2 separate regions of the Homo sapiens genome follow, and region 2 is linked to region 1. A link is a loop called in an ENCODE intact Hi-C map of the cell type or tissue named here. Cell type or tissue: gastrocnemius medialis. All regions are shown on one strand. Region 1 overlaps PDLIM5 (PDZ and LIM domain 5). Region 2 overlaps HPGDS (hematopoietic prostaglandin D synthase).

Region 1 (5,000 bases):
ACTGTTTCTTCAGTTAGAAATATACTGTTTTCAGTCAGTTTAGGCTGCCACAAGATACACAGACTGGTTAGGTGGGACAGTAGAAACTTATTATCTCATAGTTCTGGAGACTGTAAGTTCTAGGTCAAGGTGCCAGCAGAGTTGGTGTCTGTTGAGGCCTTTCCTAACGGTTGTGTATGGCCACTGTCTCACTGTGTCTCCTCACATGGCTTTTTCTCTGTGGGGGCACAGAGAAAGAGTGAAAGCTCTGGGGTCTGTTCTTCTCATGAAAGCTCTGGGGTCTCTTCTTCTCATGAGGACATCAGTTCTATTGGGTCAGGGTCCCACCCTTATGACTTCATTTAACCTTAATTACCTCTTTAAAGGACCTATCTCCAAATAGTCACATTGTGGGTTAGGGCTTCAACATATGAATAATGGAGGGATACAGTTCGGTCCATAACATACACTAACTGTCTTTGTATACTAATCCTCATTTTGACAGATTGTCATTTAAGAAAAAATTATTCTTAAGTAGAATCATTGACTTGGACCCAATTGGAAGCATTGTTGTCACCTCTCTTTTGGTGCTTCCTTTTTACCTTTGGATGACAGGTATCTGTCTCCATATTCTCTTTTCTCAACTACAGTAAAAGTTCTTTGAATGTGAGAATTTTAGTATGCCCCACCATGTTTGGTACTAAAAGTTACTAATTATATATAATTGCATATTTTTCCAATTCTCTAATTTTAGGGAAGTTGTTTACAGCGTGGCACACACTATCTCTAATGGAATATAAGTTCGATATAAATATCAAGACATTAAAATATCAAAACATTAATACCTATATTGAAAGTAAAGTGAAACCATACCTAAGTCACTTGAAAGGGGAATTGTACTTTGTTGGAGTAATCTAATTGCCAAAAGTTGACACTTTTTTCTTGATATTTTCTGTTTGTTAATTAGTGAAAGACTTTTTTTCATTAAATGAACATTTGTTTTTTAATGTCTTCCTTTGTGTTTTTGGTGTGTTTCAACATGAAGAGCATGGTGATTCCCATGAGGAGAGAATAACAATTTTAGAAATAGGTATATGAGATGCTTAGTTAGTGCTCTGAACAGAAATACTAATAGAGAAAATTTTATCATTAATAAGGAAATGTTTAAATATAAGAATCTAATCTACAACATTGATTTAAAAGAGGCAACAGCCATCTTATCAGTAACTATTAATAATAGAAAGTTATTAATAATATATGGCCTACCAGAATAGAGAATTATGGGAGACCATAGAAAATTTTATTTAGAGATAATTATGTTATACATGCACACACACACACACATTTATGCCAAAAAATCATATTGTCAAAGTATATTTAAGTTAAAAAATGTTTTTCTTGATCTCACCATGTTCTCAATTTTCTACTATATTATAATAATATCAATCTTTGTAGTTTCAAATTTTTAATGCTATATATAAGTATAAAGTGGTATTTTAGTTTAGCAAAAGGATATCTAAAATAATGATCAAAACATTTTTATCAGTCTTTTCTTTATCTCCCTTGCTTAAAGAATGATGGGTTCTGATTTTTCACATATTTATTATGGTTGTATTAGTCTGTTCTCATACTGCTAAAAAGAACTACCTGAGACAGTAATTTATGAGGAAGCGGTTTGATTGACTCATAGTTCCACAGGCTTAACAGGAATCATGGGTGGGAGTCCTCAGGAAACTTACAATCATGGTGGAAGGTGAAGGGGAAGCTGGTACATCTTCACAATGGTGGAGCAGGAGAGAGAGAGAAGGGGGAGGTGCCACACACTTTTAAACAACCAGATCTCATGAGAACAATCTCACTGTCACAAGAACAGCATGGGAAAACCACCCCAATGATCCAGGTACCTCCTGCCAGGTCCCTCCCTCAACACGTGGGGATTACAATTTGACATGTGGTTTGGGTGGGGACACAGAGCCAAACCATATCAATGGTTAAGAATTATAAGGTATGATATGGCTTCCCAATTGTCAAAGAATTAAAATGCTCATTAGGAGAGGAGTGACTGCTTCTCCCTTTAGTAGAAAAACAATTCAAACTCAGGTTACCAATTACAATACACAAACTAAAACAGTTATGTTGAGCCGGGAAACCGTCTTCTTGTAGGCTATCTTCTAGCACCAAATAATGCCCACATGATTTCTGGCTGAAGGCCATCAGAATGGAATTTTAGCACTGGAAGAATAGAGTTAATGTTACTTCTTAAGGAGAAACCTATTACCTTTGTACATTCATTGAAAATTTAGGAAGCATAAATTACATATTTCTGAACATACTGTTTTGTAAGTTTTTTTAAAACTTTGTTGATATTCATTGACCCACACAAAATAGATTAATGAAGAAATAGTTTGCTGACCCATCCCATGTCTTCATTATTGCTGTGTTTCACAAACATACTGGTGTCTTGTGACATATCCTTATTAAGACACGTTAGTTGAGTATATTACCTAAAGCTGCTATTCTTAATAAGCTATGCAAAGAAAGCAGGAATTATTCCCTAGCCTGATATTTGCACATATTTTCATGAGATAAGAATTAGCAATTGGACTTGCCCCAAAAAATAGAACAGCAAGATACATTCCCACAAAATATGTTTGCCAACCTGTAAAAAAACCACCTGTCAAAAAATGGTGTATATGATCAAGTAATTTTTGTCTCTTGCAAAATATGGAATATTTGTAATTGATCTTTGATTTTCTGCTGGTTGAGTATACTGTTTTATGCAAATACTGTTTTGCTGACTACAATGTAAAGGTCGCCATCTGTTGAACATAAGTAATTACTACACTTCAGTTCCTTGTGAGACTAGTACTTAAAAATTATTGAGCCAAGAAACATAGTTCCTATGTATTTTCACATCCAAATTGTTTAATTCTGTTTAATGCTGGAAATGCCTGTTGTTGTTGTTGTTTACCAAATTAAACGTGTACTATTAGCACTTATAAAGATCTGTTATTTATAAAAGTCAGTGTTCGTAATATGCCAAGTTGGCTTTCATAATCCCAGAATATTCACCACGTTCCTTAGAGGCAGAATTTTGTCAGACCGGTAGTCCTTCTCTTATAATGCTGTTTGGATAAGTTGTTTTCCATTTCACCTTTAGAGAAGTAAATTACACAATAAAATTATTTTATTGAATTAAACCAGATAATTAAAGAAACTTATGTTTACTAAAACTCAGTATTGAAGAAGACTCCTGCACTTTAGTTTTTTTTTTTCTTCAAAAGAAATCACAACTTCAAAAGTTAATTAAGAGCATTGATGATAGGCAGACTTCAAAATCATGGAAGGCTTAATTTCTATCTTTTGCTGCTATTCTAGTTTATGTATTTCAGACACATTGCAGGTTTCAGAAGTCCAAGTTTTCCTACTTTTATATTATGTGAAGGTTTGTTTATTAGAATGATATGATTTTATAAAAGAAAATTGAACCAATATATTATATTATATAGTATAAAGCATATGACAGGTATGGATATTTAGACATCTTCACTTTCCTTTTAGTCAAATTAAAGAACTATCTACAAATTGCTTTTATCTAAAAATTAGTCTCATGTGTCCATGTATTCTCTTTTGTGTTTTTCTATTTTTGTATCTATTAAAGGGTATTGTTTGAATGCTACTCCTGTGTCCAACTCTGTAATAGGTGTTCATCTCACAGATGCACCTAATTAACTACTCCCAAAGATTCTGAATTTATATCTTTGAACAGAAGAATGTGTTAAAACTAAGGTGACACCTGTTGCGGAATTTTCAAGTTAGTGGTACACACTTATTTTGCCTCTTCACACACTTTATTCTTTATCCTGATATGCTAGTAATTTATAAGAAGAAAAAAATTGAGAATAAATTTCTGAAAGATTTTAATGTCTTCAGGTAGCTGTGTATCATTGGTTAGACAGTGAGTGAACTTGAAGCTTTAATACAGAGAAGTAACACTTAAGCAAATTTGGTGGAATCAAGTTTACCCTTGGCTTACAGCAGTGGAATCACATACTTGTTAAAATCAGCAAAGCTCTTAGCAGGGATGTTGGAGCAGCATCACAGGTATGTTTACAAAAAGTACACCCACCAACAGTAAAACCAAAAATCCTTTATATATGAAAGGTAAAACAATCAGATAACATCTATTCAAGGGATAAGTAAAAAACAGAAGTGATGTCGTCAAGGGTGATGGTGAAACTAATAAATGCTCTGTGTTGAAAGACAGCAAATAAAAATAACCAAAACCCAGAGGTTTATTTATATCCTGGAGGGATTTGAAGCCCCCCATACAGAAAGTGATTCTAAATGGTTCTCACTAGACTCTTTTTCTTAATGACTTACCGCTCAGGGTATGTAGAGGACTTACAGATGAGATTCACTGAGTACTATCTGCGTTTGTTTCAAATCCTGGATGGGAAAGAAAATAGAAGAGTGGTAAAAGGAAAATATAGTACTGATTTTCAAAAAAGGAAAAAAAAGTTAACTTCTAACCATAAACTAATTTGAACTTGAGATCATCTGGAAAAAAGTCAAGCAGGCATTCTGAAAAGCATGGCTAGTGAGCACTGAGAAGAGGAGGGCAGAATTGCCAAGACCCAGAATAAGTTCTCAAGAAACACATCACATCCAACTTAACACATTTTGGATAGATTGGGAGAGATGTTAATTTTAACAATTGATCAAAGAAAGACCCTTAAAATTCCTTTGAATTTAATAATGAAATGAGGTTGATAAGTATGTTTTTAAATGCATAAAAGGTTGAAGTAGTTTAACCAAAGAATATTGTTTAAAGGATTAATTAGTGACTTGGATGAGGAGATCCACAACTTGCTGCCCATATTTGTGAGTACCATGAAGCAGGGAGATATAGCATACATGTTCAATAACCAATAAGGTTGGCAAACCTAAATATCAAAGGAGAAGTGGGAATTTTAAAAGAAAATAAACCCAGTAAGAGTTAGTCATGTCGTATGGCTCCT
Region 2 (5,000 bases), 290 kb before region 1:
CAACAATATGATTACTGAAAATAGTATATGATTTTTTGTTGTTCTAAGCTAAGAGATATCTGTCTTAGATGTATAATCAGATTAGTGTGTTTTACAAATGATACTTCTTGAAATAGTTCTTCTCTAGTAGAGTACATATGTATTCTGTGTGTTCTCTATGCACCTCTTTTGCATAGTTAGGTTCATTTACTTTGCTTTGATTTTTAGGATAGCTTTTTAAGTTTTCGCTGCCAATATATAATTATATAAAATATGGTTCCAAAGTCAAATCTATTTTTTAAAAAGGTTTATTTAAAGAAGTTTAACCTTTGTTCTTGCTGTAAATTCTATCCCCTCCCTATAGGTAACTTTTTTTCAGTAAGTTTTTATACTTCTATTGGTTTGTCCTTTTATTTGCTTGAATTTTTTAAGATATAAAACATACTCACAGAGTTACCAATAAGCCATTCTCTCCCCCCTAAATATGTGTCCAAGTCTTGCATAAGATGAGGCGCATTATACGTGAGCAGCTCATTGAACATCTGCTCCTAGGAGAAGGAGAAAATATCACTTTAAGAATAATGAGAAGAAAAGTAACATGATCTGAGGAGGAAGTAGATTTCTCCATCTTTATTCTCCCACATGAATTCAAGAAGAAAGAGAAGTAGCTAGATTTTTTATTCAAATTTATGACATGGAGATTTAGGTCTGATTCTCTATAGATGTGAGTCATCTCTTTATTGCTCATGGATTAAAAAAATAGTTTTGTGTCACCAGTTCTTAGTTTCTTTGTGTATAATGACTAAATATTTTACCCACAAAATCTTATTTTTTCTTAAATTTACTAAAGTGAAATGATTCTCTTGTCTTTTTAGATTCCTAAAATTTCCCTCTTTCTTAACCTAGCTTTTTTAAAGCTAAATAATGTAACTGAAGGTAAAGAAATTTATTTTATTTCGTAAGGCTAGACTCTTCTAGTTTGGCAGTTCTTCGTTTCACTATTGCGTTTATAATGAATCATGATCTTGGGCCTTTATGTATTTTCTCATTGGACTACCATTGTGCCTCATTATCAGATTTGTCCATCTTGAATATCATCTACAAAATGCATCATCTAGTTATCCCCTCTTGATATATAAACAAATATTATTTAAAAATTAACATCCTTAGGAAAATATATATAAAACATCCATTTTTTTAATTGTCATCATTTTTCTACTTAAAGCTCTGAAGACCAAATAATTTACTCAAGGCCTCTTTCTTGATAAGAGATGTTTGTTTATATATAAGAATTCTGCCTGTTTGAGTCTTGGTTATGAAATAGAAGCCAAACTCAAAAATATAAAATGTATATATCATTTATTAATATGTCTAAATGATCTATAATGAAATCCAACCTTTATTAAGATAAGTCAGATAGTGGATACTGTACCAATTTGCTGATTTACTTGCTGTTATGATTATGACTTAGCTAGATGGTATATACTACCACAACATAATGCCTTATATTTAGAATACAATTTGCAAAAGCATCCTTACATACAGGTTGAGCCTCCCTAGTCCAAAAATCCAAAATGCTCCAAAATCCAAGACGTTTTGAGCATGCGCATGATGCCCAAAGGAAATGCTCAGGGGAACATCTCAGATATCGGTTCTTGAGATTTGGTATGCTCAACCAGTAAGTATAATGCAAATATTCCAAAATCTGAAGAAAACCCCAATTCTGAAATACTTCTGGTCCCAAGAATTTCAGATAAGGGATACTCAACATGTACTTACATATGTTTGCCAGATTTAAAAACCGAAGCTTATAAAGCTTGTCATTATTTTGACTTTATGTTCTTTCCCTTGTTCTATAAAGTGCTCTGTGGTCAGTATGTTCATAGTTTTAAAGAAAACATTAGTTATGAGTCTTTCTGCTGCTTACACAGAATTTGTAATCCCATTGAAGGGCAGTGAGTCGATAACCATGTGGTGCTTGCCACAGATCTGCTCACCTCAGTTGGCATCAGTCAGAAAAGTAATGGCCAATTTGATTGTTGGACAACTTTCCAAAAACTCCTGTGTGCACTCCTGGCAAATTCTGTTCTTCTAACGTGCATTTCCAGAGCTTCAGGTGCACCAATGTTTGTGTATATGCAGAGTCAAATAAAACTCTTATATCTGTGCTACTGACTTCTCCTTGAGCCCAGATTGTCTTTGTAAGTTTGGTGAATTATTTCAGTCTAATGAAATGTAAATTAATAAACAGTGTAATTAGTATTTAAGTTTCATTTTAAAGTACAATCAACCAAAATAACATAAAGAAGATAAGATTTGATTACACTTCTTTTTTTTTCCAGATATATTTTAAAAAACACATTTCCTGATCCATCCTAGATAGCCACTCCTTTACTTGATGGATTCAGAAATTTCTAGCCTCCCTTTTCAGAGGAGGTTTTTTCACCCTGAGAATTTGTTGCTATGAAAGTTTAACAAATGACTTTTAGAGAGGTTCGTATATTTCTCAAAAGCATTTTCAGATATGCACTACCAAAATTATTTTGTGTTGGAACCACGACATCAGAATGTCCTCAGGCCTTCTCATTCTTCTTCCCCATCCTGTTCTTTAGATGAGGAAATGGAAACACAGATACATTAAATAACCAAAGTAACACTAATGGTGAGTTCAAGGATTGTCATGGTGACCAATATCCAAAGGCATCTTTTGCTTTTAATTCTTTTTTTATTGGAAATGGAATTTTTAGTAATAAATACTGTAAAATTGTGTGTATTTGGTAGATTTTTAAGGTGTATATGACAAGAATATATTCACTATCCATCTTAAGTGCATCAATATTCTGCCTTTGAAATTTTCACCTGACCACAAGATGGCAGCAATGTAGCCCACTACCAACAGTCTAAGAAATGAAATACAGAACAGTGCATTTTTCATTATATATTAGCCAAGTCCTGCTTGTTAATTAGATAGTCTATAGCTATCAGCAATGTTTCTGCAACGTGTTCTGCCTTTGTATGATTTAATCATGAACTTGGATTGCTGTGTCCTTTGAAATTGTTTTTTTGGAATTGGTGGTATGTAAGAGAGTTGTTATTCTAATACAAAGGTAGAGTGTTACTCTTATCATAAATGTTCGAAGAATATTTTCCTCTGGGAGGTGGTCTCTGTTATGGAGCCTCAGCCACAGAAAGGTAGAAAATAGAAAAGTAGAGAAGAGCAAACTGATAAATTGATAGACTGCACATTAGGGGGGTGTTTGGTACATGGAACAAAAATCTTTAGACACTTCTAAATTGGAGAGCATCTGTTTCTACATTTATAATGATATGTAAAATACAGATGCCATGTCTGACAAATAGTAAAAACAATTAACACCAAAGTATATAACACTATTAATTATAATAGTTAATATTTAACACTTCCTACCTAGCCATAGGCACATATGCTAACATTTAATCCTGCCAACATACTTCAAAGTAGAGCCTGTTGTATTCCCACTTTACAAAGAGTTTGAACTATAAATAGGGAGTTAAGTGACAGCTAGTAAGAAGGGAATCAGGATTCAACCTGGCAGTTTGACTCCAGAGCCTAAATGTACTTATGTCAAAAAGTTGTATTTCTATCATCAAAGCTGAGCTTCATTATTTCCTGGCTAGGCCTATATATATACGTGTGTGTGTGGGCAGACCCTACACACCTTACATTTATATCATGGAGTTAGTCAATGTAAATACTTTTGTGTCCGGATATCTCTATTCAAATCAGAAGGTGCTAATTAAATAGTATTTACAATAAATACTAAGTAGATAGTATGTGCTTAAATATGTGCTTAAGTAAATTGATAAGACTGCCTGCTATTTGTGCTGTGGCTTTCGACTATAGGCTTTAGCTTTAACATGTACATAAATATTCATGCGCAGCTGTTTTGAACAGCTGCTTGCACTGTGGTATTATACCCAGTGGTTAAGAACCTGGGGTTTGAGTCAGTGACGATTTGAATTCCTTCTGCACCACTTCTAGCTGAACAATTTTGGGTAAGTTGTTTACACTACATGAAACTCTTGTTTTCTTACTTGGAAGATGAGGATAACAGCAGTTTCATTCTAAAGGAATGCTTAAATTAGTTACTAATTTAAGCAATTGTATACCTAGGTGATGAGGCTATGGGATCTAAATTCAGCTGTCTGGGCTCAGTTCACAGTTCTGTCAGTTGTGTGACTTTGGGCAACTCTGTAACTTCTGTTTCTCAGTGTCTTCATCTGGAAAGTGAGCATGACAATAAAAAGCACTTATCTTGAAGTGGGAGGAGGGCTGACTGAGATAACACATAGAGCTGAGAGTAACACAGGCACATGGTGTGCATTTGATGAGTGTGGTTCTGATCACTTATTCAACAAGTGTGTAATGCCTACTATGTAAAAGGCACTGTGATGGCGGTGGGGGATCAGTTGAATAATACAGACATGATTCCTACCCCACGATGCATCCAGCTTGAGGAGACAAACAACAAACAAGTAATCACACACCACCTGCCAGTCTCTTTAAAATAGAGACTGTGATGAGCGTCCTAAAGGAAACCACTAGAAGCTGTAATAAAGACGTCTATTTAGAATTCTGCATAAAGATGAATAATTTGACAAATATATATCATTTTGCATTCATCTCTAAACCACAGTAATGAATATTTTTAAAAAGATAGAACCCACAAGGAAGTGGAAAGAGAGGAGATAAGAGCAAACAAAATTTGAAGCTAGTAAGCAGATGGGTGAATGGCACCTGTGAAGGGAAAGCCAAGAACCAATCCTATCAACAACACAAAATCCTTAAATGGCTCAGGAAATGACCGGATATGTCTAGAACTGGGGTTAAGGAGGTTTGGGAGGGGATAAAATGAGGATTGGTGGAAAACTATTAAGCGGTTTTAGCATGGGATGTTCTTCATTTTACATTACTAGACAGCTGTCCCTTCCCCATTCTTAGCGGAAAACAGCCTAAGAATTTTTATAAATTTAGAAGCACA

The links. Peaks named below come from ENCODE experiments on the same cell type or tissue, not always from the same donor. Only the 100,000 strongest peaks of a DNase experiment are listed, where the experiment ranks them.
Region 2: it touches region 1 in a loop (3-fold over the local background); 45 of 110 quality-filtered maps call a loop at or near these places.

Annotation. Positions count from the first base shown.
Region 1 is chr4:94,593,293-94,598,292 of GRCh38, forward strand. The region is part of intron 7 of PDLIM5 (PDZ and LIM domain 5); the gene reads left to right. Among named protein-coding and RNA genes, the nearest start is that of PDLIM5, 140 kb to the left of the region's middle. In gastrocnemius medialis, a CTCF peak has its summit at 2,788; a DNase peak (open chromatin) is centred at 1,849; H3K27ac peaks cover 3,749 bases.
Region 2 is chr4:94,301,718-94,306,717 of GRCh38, forward strand. It overlaps HPGDS (hematopoietic prostaglandin D synthase), which reads right to left. Exons shown (of 6, transcript NM_014485.3): 5 at 429-527. Among named protein-coding and RNA genes, the nearest start is that of HPGDS, 39 kb to the right of the region's middle. In gastrocnemius medialis, a CTCF peak has its summit at 2,852 (motif pointing right); no DNase peak of the experiment used is centred here.